Regions from separate parts of the Homo sapiens genome. Here region 2 is linked to region 1. Evidence: chromatin contacts called from ENCODE Hi-C data. All regions are on one chromosome and are shown on one strand. Each heading gives the region's core, a stretch centred on a gene start or an enhancer-like site at or near the end of the contact. The rest is flanking DNA. Distances are from core to core; before and after follow the strand shown. Region 1 holds the start of RBBP5 (RB binding protein 5, histone lysine methyltransferase complex subunit). Region 2 holds the start of MAPKAPK2 (MAPK activated protein kinase 2).

Region 1 (6,913 bases), core at 2,510-5,009:
AAAAGTGGTATCTTATTTCAATGTTTTTCAAACAGTAAGACGCAATCCACCATAAATGGATACATTAATTTAGTGAGTTGGAACAAATGTTGCAATAGATTAGAAAATATCGGCCAGGTGCAGCGGCTCACGCCTGTAATCCCAGCACTTTGGGAGGCCGAGGTGGGCAGATCACTAGGTCAGGAGTTTGAGACCAGCTGAGCCAACATGGTGAAACCCTGTCTCTACTAAAAATAAAAAAAAAATTAGTTGGGCATGGTGGCACACGCCTGTAATCCCAGCTACTTGGGAGGCTGAAGCATGAGAATCACTTAAACCCAGGAGGCGGAGGTTGCAATGAGCCAAGATCGCCAAGATCATGCCACTGCACTCCAGCCTGGGCGACAGAAGCAAGACTCCCTCTAAAGAAAAAAGAAAAGAAAAGAAAAGAAAAGAAACTATCAGAGAACACTGAACATAACAAGGATTAAATATAATTCTGAGAAACTTAGTTACACGTGTAGGTATATATAGTGAACTGTGATAGAATATATATTTCTTACTGTGATTTGTGGTAAAAATAAGTTTGACAAATGATCTTATTTAATTATATCTCCGGTGCACACTGGTGAATACACAGCAGGGACTCAAAAAGTGGTTGCAGAAGTAAAACTAGTGTCTACCTATGAGCCACTTGTCTAACCACATTAAAAATACATTGTCATTCATTTCCTTCATCTGGCCAGATGTCCTTCAGTAGGCTTCCACAATCACATTACTTCTGTTCCTTTCCTTTTATCTATAATCATTAACTTTCTCACTTTAAAATGCAGAGTCATTTTCAGAGATTGTTATCTTTCGGACCCAGGCTTCTTTAATTTGTCTAACCTTCCAGTGCTAAATATTCCTTCCTGGCTGGGCACAGTGGCTCACACCTGTAATCCCAGCACTTTCAGAGGCCAAGGTGGGCAGATCACTTGAGGTCAGGAGTTCCTGACCAGGTTGGCCAACATGGTGAAACCCAGTCTCTACTAAAAATACAAAAAATATAGCCAGGTGTGGTGTTGGGTGCCTGTAATCCCAGCTACTCGGGAGGGCTGAAGTAGGAGAATCGGTTGAACTTGGGAAGCGCAAGTTGCTGTCAGCCGAGATTGTGCCACTGCACTCCAGCCTGGGCAACAGAGCAAGACTCCGTCTCAAAAGATAAATAAAAATAAATATTCCTTCCTAAGTTTTATCCTAATGAACCTTCTGTATCATTCAAGAAAAGCCTTTTGCAAGATCCTGCTACTCTTTCAAAGTACTAGCGTTATCACCTTTCTTCCATCCTTAAGTTTTTACAAGTAAGCGTCAACCTTTTGCCCTTGTCTCCCACACCATTCTAAAATCATTGTAATCTGGTTTCTGTTCCAGCTGCTGAGGAGTCCCAAGCTGCCAAAGGACTAAACAGAGCAACCCATTCTCAGCCCTCAGACTCAACTGCTCTGATTGGCTTCTATGAAGACGCCACACCAATCTGTACTCTCTTCTTCCTCTACATAGATTAATACATGGAAGGCACTTGAAAATCTGCCTAGCTCAGAGAAAGTACTTTATAACCGTTAGCTAACTTATTATCTCCACTTATTCCTCCTCTTAACCTCTAACTACAGATTGTGTGCTTGGCAATTTTCTTTTCTCCCCCTCCCACTTTTTCTCTAGATCATGTCCTCTATTCACAAGGTTTCAATGAGCCCATCTGAAAGAATACAAATCTCTCCCATAAATCCAAACCTGTCTCCTGACCCCTAGACCACATTCAGCTTCTCCAAAGCTGTCTTTTTCCAATGACCTTACACTTTATCAACAGCATCATTATTTGCTCTCACCATTTTTCACGTCACTCTCTTACTCATCAGCACTATATGCAATCTATTCTCAAATTTGTCATCCCTACCTCCTCAATGTCTTTTCTATTTCCTAGCTCAGGCCTTCCTCATCACTCATATAATCTACCCCTCCAAACTGGTTTTACACTCCTCCAAAACTCAACTCCACATTGCTGTCAGACAAACCTTACAAACTCATAGCTCTGATTGAGTTACTAAGTCAAAATCCTTCAATGGATCTACCCTACCTTCCCTAAAAAGCCCAAACTTTTGAGCTAGGCATTCGAGAACCAACACAAAATAGATGGCACCGATCCCATCCCCTGGCATTCTCTTTATCCACAACCTGGCCAAGCAGGAAAATTCTTTAGGTCTTCTCTCACTGATGCCTACTGAACATCCCTCCCATATTTTCATACTTCAGCCTGTTGATATTTTACCAACCTTAAAAATCCACTTAAGGCCGGACACTTTGGGAGGCTGAGGTGAGTGGATTGCTTGGGGCCAGGAGTTTGAGACCAGCCTGGCCAACACAGTGAAACCCCATCTCTGCTAAACATACAAAAATTAGCCAGGCATGGCAGTGCGCACCTGTAGTACCAGCTACTCAGGAGGCTGAGGCACGAGAATCACTCGAACCCAGGAGACAGAGGTTGCAGTGAGCCAAGACTGTGCCACTGCACTCCAGCCTAGGCGACGGCGCGAGGCTGTCTTAAAAAAAAAAAAAAAAGTCCACTTAAAACTCCAACTCCTCCACAGGTTTGGGGGGTTTGTTTTTCCTGGTTGACTTCTTCCTTTACCCCAAAGACATTCACTCTCTGTTCCAAACATTCTTAGCAACTGGTAATGACTCTTTCAGGCCTGCCTACATTCTGCAATATCCTACAGCTATTTTACATAATCACCTTAAACTCCCTGCTTAATGAAAAGCTCTTTAAGGGCAAAGACCATTTTTTATGTATCTTTGTAGCCCTTTTGACAATTAACATATCTTCTGACTTTTTTAAAAGAGAAACCTAACCATTAGGAACAGCAAGTAGTGCAGAAGTCCTTGAAAACCTCAGCTACCCCTAGAATACCATGCTAAATGTCACCTAATGGAAGTCCAGGAGAAAGGACCTACAGTTTTTAAATAATCTGGATAGGAGGTAAGGAGGCAATGACTCAAAGTGAGGGCGACAAAAGACAACTCCCTCCGTATTTCACACCTCAGTGTTTTACACACCGTCCCTAGCAAAGGACCTTAAACAGAAAGTTAGGATAATTGGATTCCAGTGCCAACTATGCCATTTACTTGCTTAGTGCCTAGCCATTACCCTCTGAGCCTTTATTCATCTGTTCAATGAGAAGCTTCTACCAGAAGATCTCCAAGTCCCCTCCTTAGACTTCTCTTTTCTACAAAAAGATTAACCTGTTCAGGCACCCAATTCCCTGACAAGTCTTCAAAGCTTCATCCCAAGCCTCACTTCTTCAAATTCCATCTCCAACAACTCTGGTCCTGGCTGCTCTGGGTACTTCAACACCTGCGATCCTCATAATCAAAGCTAAGTCACAAACTGTCTGTCCCCATCGCTCCATAATTGATATGAAAGTGGCCTCGGGAGGGGCAATGCAACCTACTCGGGCAGAAGGTGGGCTTCCTCCTCCCGCTGCTGCTCCACATCAGGTGTGCCCAGTGATCCATAGCCGAACAGTGTCCCTAAGATTGCAGCCTGACTCCCCTCCCGCCTGGGTTCCCTCCTTTCCAGTACCCAACGCTTCTCTAAAACGCAGCCACAGCCCTTCTCACCCAGCAACTCGAGGTTCATCCCTGCGGACTGTGGCCGCCCGGTCTCAGCTCCGGCAACAACACCTTCTCCCCGGCCGGCTTCAGCAACTTGCGTCTAAGTGGTGGACGCCGCGAAGAGACTGGCGCAAGCTCCGAAGACTTTCGGCCTTAGAAGGCCCCGCGGCTTCCGCTTTCTTCCCCCGCCTTCCTTGTTCGTTTCAGGTGGGCTGCCCAAATATATGCCTGACCAAAATCAAGCATACACTCTCTCGGAAACAATTAATTATGATCTTTGCTGAGGTACAACAATGTTATCGTCACTAGGGACTTTAAATAGCGCGACAATTTAAGATTATTTGCTCCGGGAACATGTAGGTGAGGTAGAAATTCCAGGCATACAGTTAACCTACTAGTTCTTGCCCTGTTGTGTGTTCAGCGGCGTTGTCCGGGCGGGCTACCTCAGACTCCGCAGGAAAGGTTCCGGACAAGTCCTGCTAATGCAAGAAACCAGGGAAGGTCGTCCCCTAGTGCTCGGGTGTGTAGCGCCGCTGACCTCACCAAGGCGCGTACTTACCCTGTATGTAGGTGGCGTTGCAGGGTGTTTCGGTCTCGTGAAAATTATTTCTCATTTGTAAAGATATGCTATTGATCCTACAGAAAGGTACGACAACATATGTTAGGCCTGTCTGTGTTAAGATAATAAAAACCTTATTATCTAAGGTTTTACCCTTTACCAAACAGTGTTGACAGGGACGCTGTGAAAAAGACTGTGAAAAAGAATTGGAATGAGGGGTGGACTGAGTTTCCCGGAGCTCAGTCATACAGAACTCCAATGAAATACCCAAAGCAATTAGAGAAGTCCAGTTACTGGTATCTAGCGAAAGAGCAAATTTTATATGAACAAATTCCTACTATAAATGCTGTGGCTCATCAGAAAAAGGAAACAACGTCAAAGGCTCGCTGCAGAAAATAGTACTCGGGCTAGGTCTCCGACAATGGAAAAATACACATACACAAGTTTATTAATCGCAGTATTGTCTGCAATTGCAAACTTTTGGAAACAATAATGAAACTTTTGAACTAGGGAGCCCAGCATTTTCATGTTGCCCAGGGCCCTGCAAATTATGTAGCTAGTCCAGTCTGCCTCTACTTGACAAATTTGCAGAAAAAGCAGCCTCATTCACACAGTGCACCCTGTCCCTGGGCCCCAGTTGATTGCTCTTTCAGTAAGCCCCTGACCTAAGCTCAACCCAATTAAATTCCTTTCCCAAGAATTTGGAATGGGAATTAAGTGGCCCCCACAGTCTGACACATCGATTGAAGAGAGTAAATGTGAATTAAGGAGCTATTTAAAGCGCCTAATAATAGATGGACACCATGGTAGTTGGCTGCAGGTTGCAGAATGAAGCAGAAGTCCAGAAACTAGTCAAAGATAATACTTGGTGTATCCAATTAGTTCCCAAGAACATATTACATTAATGTCTTCTATTTCCATTATCCTTGGACCTTTATAAAGTATGTCTTTTGCAGCCGGGTGCGGTGGCTCACGCCTGTAATCCCAGCACTTTGGGAGGCCGAGGCGGGCTGATCACCTGAGGTCGGGAGTTCGAGACCAGCCTGATCAATATGGAGAAACACTGTCTCTACTAAAAATACAAAATTAGTTGGGCGTGGTGGCTCATGCCTGTTATCCCAGCTACTCGGGAGGCTGAGGCAGGAGAATCGCTTGAACCCGGGAGGCAGAGGTTTCAGTGAGCCAAGATCGCACCATTGCACTCCAGCCTGGACAACAGAGTGAGACTCTGTCTCAAAAAAAAAAAAATCCACAGTTTTTCTACTCTCCAAAGACAAAGGAAAACTTTGCATAAAGGCAAAAGCAACAAGGAAAAATATCGTGTGAAAACCACAGCCTAGTTTCCTCTAAATTCTCTGACTCTACTCTCAAATCCAAAGTAATCATATATATATGTATTTAGAGATATGGTCTCACTCTGTTGCCCAGGCTGGAATGCAATGACGAAACCATAGCTCACTACTGTAACCTTAAATTCCTGGGCACAAGTAATCCTCCTGCCTCAGCCTCCCAAATGCAGGGATTACAGATTACAGCTGTGAGCTACCACGCCTGATTCCAATGTAATAATTTTTACAGATTGGATGCTAATATAGCTAATGAAGTTAAAATTAAAGCTGTTAAAAATAAAAATAGTGAGGCCAGGTGCAGTGGCTCACACCTGTAATCCCAGCACTTTGGGAGGCAGAGGCCAGGCGTATCACGAGGTCAGGAGTTCGAGACCAGCCTGGCCAACATGGTGACACCCCGTCTATACCAAAAATACAAAAAATAGCCAGGTGTGGTGGCGCATGTCTGTAATCCCAGCTACTAGGGAGGCTGAGGCAGGAGAATCGCTTGAACCCAGGAGGTGGAGTTTGCAGTGAGCCAAGATCATGCCATTGCACTCCAGCCTGGGCAACAGCAAGACTTCATCTCAAAATAAATAAATAAATAAAATGAAAATAAAAATAGTGTTAGAAAACCCCTGAGGAATTTTCTTTTCTTTTCTTTTTTTTTTTTTTGAGAGGGAGTCTTGCTCTTGTCGCCTGGGCTGGAGTGCAGTGGCGCAATCTCAACTCAGCACCCGGCCCACTGAGGGATTTTCAGTACACCTTTTTCCTCACACCTCTTTTTCCCTTTCTACCCCTCCAATCCTATTTGGACTTTCTTTTTTTTTCTTTTCTTTCTTTCTTTTCTTTTTTTTTTTTTTTTTTGAGACAGAGTCTCACTCTGTCGTCCAGGCTGGAGTGCAGTGGCATGATCACAGCTCACTGCAGCTCAACCTCCAGGCTCAAGTGATTTTCCCACCTCAGTCCCCCCAAGTAGCAGGGACTATAGGCAGGCACCAACATGCCCAGCTAATTGTTGTAGTTTTTGTAGACAGGGATTCACCATGTTGCCCAGGCTGGACTCGAACTCCTGGGCTCAAGCTGTCTGCCCACATCGGCCCCGCAAAGTGCTGCCATTACAGGTGGTGAGTCACCATGCCTGGCCTTTTTCTTTTAAAAAAAAAAGAAAGTTTAAATAACCTGTAAAAATTAGAGAGCAAGCCATGGCACTTCAAAAAAAGGGAAGTGATCTATTTGACAACGCCAGATCTCATCAGTAATCAGTAAAATGCAAATTAAGTCACAATTAGATATTTACAACGACAAAGTTGACAAACTAAAAGAAGAGCACCCAAAATTCTTGTAAGAGAATTCTCTCAAGAGAATGTGAATCAGTACAACCACGTCGGAAAAC
Region 2 (7,096 bases), core at 1,581-4,080, 1.6 Mb after region 1:
TTGCATGTTAATAGTAGATAAAAATAGTACTTTCTATTTGCATAGACTTTCAAGTTTTAAAGCGCTTTTACACATCCATAAAAACTGTTTATTAAGTAGTTCATTACAGATGGCTAAGAGCCTGGTGTTACACAAATAGGACTTTGGACTGCTTCCTGTAGGAAAGTTTTTATTTTATCCTTGCACAAGCCCTACAAAGTAGGCAAGGCAGATGTTATTGTCACTATTTTGCAGATGAGAAGGAAGGAACTGAGAGAGCAAGGGGCTCTCATGAGGTTACATAGCGAGTCAGTATCAGAATGGAACTTAAGACTCAGGATCTCTTGGCCAGTGCTTCTGCATTTAGCACATCTTACTCCTCAATTATTCATCCACTAGGCGTTTATTCTGTTACATGGCACATTGTGCTCATGTGTTGTGTTCATATATGTGTGTGTTTTCTGGTGCTGTGTGTGCAGTTCATATAATCTCTATCCACTATGTATGTACCCTCAGAGTCCCTGTGTGCCCCCTAGGCCTATTTGGCTCTTGCAGCTCCGGGAGGACTCTCAGGTGGGAATTCAGTTGTCCTGTTATTCCTAGATCATTGGGCCTCACCATCTCCCTGGAGCTCCAGCTAGGTAGGAAAGCAGCTTTGATATCAGGAATAGATCCGTAGGCCATGAGCACAGAGCAGAGGAGCAAGCCAGCAATGTCTAAATAATGGTGATATTTAATATTTCATGATAATGTATAGTTTATGCTTTAGGATGTGTTCTCATAATTACTATTTCATTTTATTCTCTCTCAGCCCCGAAAGTAGATTTTGTTGTTTTTTTCTTTTCTTTTTCAGATGCTGAGAGATGTTACATGTCTTGCTCAAGGTAACCCAGTTGGAGGACAGTCTTGGCTTCAGCTCATTTGTCTCTAGATCCTGTCATCTTACCACTGTGCCTTGCTGCCTCTGAAAAGGCAGAAGGAAGTTATTCTCTTTCTAGCTTTGTGGAGAAAAGCAGGTGATACCTCAACACCAAGCCATAGGGAGCTTCCAGTGACTCTGCAAAGAAAAAAAAGACCAACTCAGACTCCAGAGCAGCCCCACCAGAGCCTGAGCAGTTGGAGCCTTCCACCTTCCCACCCCTGCGTTCCTCTTGTCCTTGGGCATCTCCTGTGTGTGCTTCGGGGAGGTGATAGCAGTGCTATAGAAGTAGTGGAGTGAAGATGTTTTCCTATCCCCGTGGCCTTAGATAGTGTCTTTGTCTTTGAAGAGTCAGGGGCATCTGGGGAGCTGTCTAACCGTATCTATCCTGTAGACTCGGGAGGAAGCTGCTGGCTGCTGTAGACAGAAGAGAATCCCTGTGCTTCGGGCTCCTAGGAAGGTGTCTGCCATCCTCTCTGTGCCACTGTTATCTGTCTTCTTCCCCATCAGATAACACCATCCACCGCTGCAGGGCTGAGCACGGCACCTTGTACATGGAGCTAAGCAGATGCTGCTTGAGAAGAGCATATGTTTGTGTCGGGGGAAACATGTCTCTCCTTGGTCCACAGAGCCCTACCTGCCCCAGGAAAGGACAGTGTTGGGAGGGTAACTCCCACCCCTCACTCCTCCCCCTCATTCCTGCCTCCACAAGCATCTTCTGGGAAAGGTGAATGAGGGAAGAGACATTTGCACTTGTCCCTTACCTACCTAAGTTCTATCCCCAGTGGCCACTTCTGGGGGTGTTGTCTTCTCTCTGGAGTTTTGGGGGACCTATTAGGGGGCATGTGTGGCCATAGGTCAAGCCTCATTCTCTAACTGGCCTTACCAAGACTTAAGCTGAGGTTTTGTGTTCACCTGTCTGGGTTGCTTGCCATTTCTCAAATGTTCTGCCAGTCAGAGGTGGGAGGAGGTCGGCAGGAATGTACTTGGTCATCTCGAACCCCATCAGAATGTGTGTGGAGGCCTCCTGGCAGCTTCTATGCAGGGTCCAGCTAGATCCCTGGGCTTTTCCTGAGATACACGGGGCTAACCCACTTCTTACGGATTAATTTTTCCACATCGGAAATCAGAAGCCATTCCCCAGGGCCTCCCCTTCAGTTTCATTATCTCCTTTGACTCTGCCCACAACCTTTGAAAAGGTCTCGCTGTTCTTCCCACGGAGAGAGAGGTGCAAGGCTTGCTCAGCCTCACACAGCCAATCCGTGGCAAAGGATGGCGGGAATTCAGGTGGCCCCAATCTCAACCCATCCTCTTCCCACCCTGTATCCTTTTTAGTTTATTTACAGGAAAACATGTTCAAAGGTATAATTACTAAAGTGCTCCTGGTTACACAATAATACGTCTTTACTGAAAAACAATAAATTAATGAGAAAAGAGATGCAAAAAACCTCAGAGGAAAATGTTGAAGTTAGGGAAATATTTAATACGCCCGCCTTTGGCTCACACCTTTTCCTGGGATGAATGACCCCTGTGATTCCAGCTCCCCCCCACCCCCACGAGGTCTCATCTAGCTGGATACCTACAAGCCATCCCTGTCCTTGGAAATACACCCCTCTCCCAATTCGCTGCCGCTAAGAAGCCCAGACAATTGGAGAGGAGTGGATTTTCCATCTGAATTATGCAGCTCCTTTGACACGCCTCCCCTCTCCCTTTGCATAGCCTTGGTTAAGAACTAGCATTTCTTCGTCCCCTCTCCCTGTCCCCTCTCACTGTCCGCGAGGCAGCAGCCCCCAGCCTACTCCGCGATCCTCCCAGCTCCCGGCACCGCGCGTCCTCCCCTTTAAGGCCCGCCCCTCCCCCCACGCCACGCCTCCCCAGGCCCCGCCCCCCGCCCCTCCCCTTTAAGGACCGGCCCCGGACGCAGACGAGGCTGTGACGCGGCCGCCGGCCCGGGGCTGGGTACATTGTCGCGCGGCCGCTTCCCCCCGGCCGGGCCCCCGCCGCCCCGCGGTCCCCAGAGCGCCAGGCCCCCGGGGGGAGGGAGGGAGGGCGCCGGGCCGGTGGGAGCCAGCGGCGCGCGGTGGGACCCACGGAGCCCCGCGACCCGCCGAGCCTGGAGCCGGGCCGGGTCGGGGAAGCCGGCTCCAGCCCGGAGCGAACTTCGCAGCCCGTCGGGGGGCGGCGGGGAGGGGGCCCGGAGCCGGAGGAGGGGGCGGCCGCGGGCACCCCCGCCTGTGCCCCGGCGTCCCCGGGCACCATGCTGTCCAACTCCCAGGGCCAGAGCCCGCCGGTGCCGTTCCCCGCCCCGGCCCCGCCGCCGCAGCCCCCCACCCCTGCCCTGCCGCACCCCCCGGCGCAGCCGCCGCCGCCGCCCCCGCAGCAGTTCCCGCAGTTCCACGTCAAGTCCGGCCTGCAGATCAAGAAGAACGCCATCATCGATGACTACAAGGTCACCAGCCAGGTCCTGGGGCTGGGCATCAACGGCAAAGTTTTGCAGATCTTCAACAAGAGGACCCAGGAGAAATTCGCCCTCAAAGTAGGTCTGGGGCCCGGGGAGGGGAGGCGGGGCCGGTCCCGGGCCCTGGAGCTCCACGGCGTCGGGTGCCCGTCCCGGCCTGGGTCGCGGCGCGGGGCGGAGGGGTGGCCGCGGCGGGGCGGGGCGGGGCGGCCGGGCCGGCGGTGCCGAGTGCGGCGCGGGCGGCGGGTCCCAGCGCCCTCGCCTCCCTGACCGCTTCCGGCCGCTCCCGGGCGGGAGCCCTGGGACCCGCTCCTGGGGACTCAGGGGACCCTGCCATTTTGGGGTTTGAGCGGGATCCAGCCGAGTCAGAACGGTTGGCTTCGGGACTTCTGCTAATTTCACTCCATCTCAAGGAAGTGATTTTGGGGTTGGTGGTTCCCCGTCCTCTCCTCCCTCCTTTTTCTCTCTCTGCGGGCACAAAAGGCCCATTACTCATTGAGCCGGTTGGTCGGTTGGTTTGGAGAAGTCGGATCGCAGAGGTTTATTTAGCCTCGCTCCTTATTTGGGAGCCGGAATGTGTGATTTCACTTCCCCGAGCCTCGCGAGGGCAGCCGGGCCGCCTTGGGGCGCGCCGGGCAGGAGGTGTGCGGCGGGAGGGTCCTGGGTGTCCCCCGGCTGCGGGGGCGGGATTATTTGGATCCCGGAGCTGGCCCCCTCAGCTGGCCCCCTCCCACGCCCGCGCGGGGCGGCTCCGGGGAGAGGCCGGCGGTGTCCGCGGCCCGGCTGATCATTGTGAACAGAGTCTGTAACCCGCGGCCGGGCCCGTGCTGATTCCGCCTCCTAGAGAGGGCCACTTGCTGTCCTGGACTCGCGCCGTGATGGGCAGTCTGAGGAAACATTATCCTTGAGCCGGGGGAGCCCATCCCTTTTCTTTCTTTAAGGGGTGTGGTGGTGGGGAGAATAAGGATTCAAGTGAGAATATCGACTTCAGAAGTTAAACACAATGGACTGGGAGGTCTCATGAGATGGGTGGGTCCGCAGTGAAGTGTGAGCCGGTCTTGCAGGGTCACCAACAAGGTTTTCCTCTCACAGGGGTTTCAGGTCAAACCAATCTCTAAAGGTGACGCCTCAGGTCTGTTTCCCCTGGGGTGTCTCAATGATTGGAGGAGGAGAAAAATACTTCCTGTGTTATATTTTTCTCTTCCCCTTCAGCCCCCACAGCGAGCTGTATTTCAGTTGTCAAGTACAAAACTCAGAAATGTGGTATGGGTGGAACTATTGGAATATACGATCAGATGTTTTAAAAGAAACACCAGTACTTCGGGGTTGTACGGGGCAAGCATGTTCCATTTCTAGATTTTAAGGCCTCTAGAATTGTTTTCCTGCTGCTCTCATACTCAACCCTGTTACAGTGCTTTGCTTTCTACTGTAAGTTATTGCTCTGGGATCTCGGTTGTTGTTTAGTGTTGACTGTTGGAGAGGGGATAAGTATCTTCAACACTTCAACATTTGTGTCTTAGACTTCTCTTTCCCTACTCATAACTGAAGGGAAAGGAGGAGGAGGAGTTGTTTGGATTGAGCATGGCTCTGACCTTGGGGACTGGAGTTGGGTGAATACAGTTTGACCACAGTTAACCTGTATCATTGAGGAAGTGACAGACGGTCTTTACAGGAGTGTTTGCTGTCCCCTCTGAGACACCATCTGCCTTCACCCATTAGTAGTTTGGGGACACTGGCTGTTCATTCTCTTGGATATTTGGAATATTATGTAAAGACTTCAGAACAAAAGCTCCCAACTTCTGCTCTGTATTCTGTTTAATAGACACACGCACAAAATCATCCTATAAAATGCTTTTGAGTGGCAATTCAGATTTCTCTTGTAACTAACGAGAGAGAGGTTTACATATTTTTCTACTTTGAATAGTTTTGGAAGGAAAAATCCAGCAGCGTGTTAAATAACACTCATAGTTTATCCCTCTCAGGTTAGAAGTGGGCGAAGAGTGAAGTCAGTCTGTTTTGACAGGCAGCCTGCTCCCAGATCTTTTAAGTTGACTCAACTGTTAAATTGTGGATTTCCCACACACGTCTTTGTGTTAAAACTTAATAATGGAGGAAGAAAGGAGAGACAAGGCATTTGGAGACTGACAGCAGTGTTAACAGCACTTCCATATCCAAATATTGGCTGAGACATAATTACAGCTGTGGGGGGAATCTGGTTCAAAGAACGCTGTTCCAGAGACACACACCAAAGAGATTTCTAGATCTTGAATTTTGATTAACCTCAGGTGCTGAGTAGTGAAATGGTTTTCAAAACCAGAAGTCTAGTGATTATAAAGCAGGAGAGGAAGATGGAGTGGGGCAAGAGGGATTACCCCCTTGGGAAGGTGCCTGAGAAAAGGGGAGGAGACCTCTATTCTACAGTGTGCCGAGGCCAATGCTGGGGGCTAGGGCAGAGCTGGAGGGCAGGAGCCCAGCCTCTGCTGGGGTTCAGAAGTCTGCTATGTTGCAGCCCTGAGAGTTGATGGGAGCTGGCAGCTGCTTAGATGCTCTCCTCTCTGCCTATAGTCGGTGACCTCTTAGCCCTGTTAAGTGAAATCAGCATTTGAAAAAGAGTCCCAGCTCACCCTGCTGCTTCTCTCCCTCCACCTCAGAGAGCTCCCATTTAAATGCTTTTGGTGGGTGCTTTGACCTCACCTCACCATCTCTCCTGGCTGCTTTTGCTAAGTTCTGAGTCATGCTTCCAGTCAGAGTTGCAAGGGACTTGAAAGGTCATTTTGTCCAGCCCCCTTATTTTGCAGAAGAGAAAACCAAGGCCCAGAGTGAGGGAGTGACTTGTTCAAGGTACCATAGCCATTCACTTGGCAGAGGCAGGATTGGAACCCAGGTTGCCTGACTCCCAGTCTCAGGCTTCTTCCCACTTACTTCCTAACTGAGCCACGGGCTCAGGCACATGGCCACCTGCTGCTCCAGGGTGCTTCCAGCCTGAGGAGCTGTTCTGTCACCTCAGGCCCTGACTGACAAGAGGGGAGGTCAGCGAAGGGGGCTGGATGGGTATTTGCTGCTCCTGAGAACAGTCCCCAAAGTTGGAGGGGAACTTCAACAGTAGCTTCATGCATTTTTTTAACCACTCCCTCCCCCTTTTAAGAGAGTATTTGATAGGCACCTTACTTACTATTTTTTGTACAAGAACATGGGAATTCTATTATTTTTATTTTTATTTTTTTTGAGACAGAGTGTTGCTCTGTCGCCCAGGTTAGAGTGCAGTAGCACGATCTTGGCTCACTGCAAGCTCTGCTTCCCAGGTCCACGCCATTCTGCCTCAGCCTCCTGAGTAGCTGGGACTACAGGCGCCCGTCACCATGCCCGGCTAATTTTTTGTATTTTTAGTAGAGATGGGGTTTCACTGTGTTATTCAGGATGGTCTTGATCTCCTGACCTCGTGATCTGCCTGCCTCAGCCTGCCTAAGTGCTGGGATTACAGGTGTGAGCTACCGCGCCCGGCCTGTATTACTTCTTTGATAAGGACACCTAGTCTCAACCCACTTGTGTATTAATTAGTTGTATTCCCCGGGAGGGTTCCTCAGCTGCTTGCCGCTTCACTGTGTCATGGTGACCCTTAGGTGTTAGCTCAACAAATTTAATTAAAGACTGTATCGTTGTTCTCTGCTGTGCAACTCTGATTAGGTGAAGCATGTTACTGCTTTATAAAATATAGAATGTTGTCGTAACTTATCTCTGTG

What was found. Hi-C counts contacts between places; a loop is a spot of excess contacts on that map. Pooled maps may share reads with other maps.
Region 2: a loop to region 1 is called in a pooled map, with 12 times the contacts of the local background. The contact joins the promoter of MAPKAPK2 here to the promoter of RBBP5 in region 1. A Hi-C loop is called at or near these places in 5 of 50 pooled maps.

What each region holds. Positions count from the first base shown.
Region 1 is chr1:205,118,219-205,125,131 of GRCh38, forward strand. It overlaps RBBP5 (RB binding protein 5, histone lysine methyltransferase complex subunit), which reads right to left and starts at 3,760. Exons shown (of 14, transcript NM_005057.4): 1 at 3,637-3,760. The coding sequence starts at 3,655. RefSeq lists enhancers at 1,820-2,378, 3,542-3,721, 3,862-4,081 and a silencer at 4,443-4,737.
Region 2 is chr1:206,682,075-206,689,170 of GRCh38, forward strand. It overlaps MAPKAPK2 (MAPK activated protein kinase 2), which reads left to right and starts at 2,831. Exons shown (of 10, transcript NM_032960.4): 1 at 2,831-3,434. The coding sequence starts at 3,156. It overlaps LOC124904495 (a long non-coding RNA gene), which reads right to left and starts at 2,732. Exons shown (of 3, transcript XR_007066833.1): 1 at 1,667-2,732; 2 at 1,277-1,469; 3 at 66-1,036. LOC124904496 (a long non-coding RNA gene) reads left to right here. Exons shown (of 3, transcript XR_007066834.1): 3 at 833-914. RefSeq lists silencers at 2,807-2,986, 3,447-3,496, 3,507-3,596, 4,007-4,096 and enhancers at 5,436-5,997, 5,998-6,559.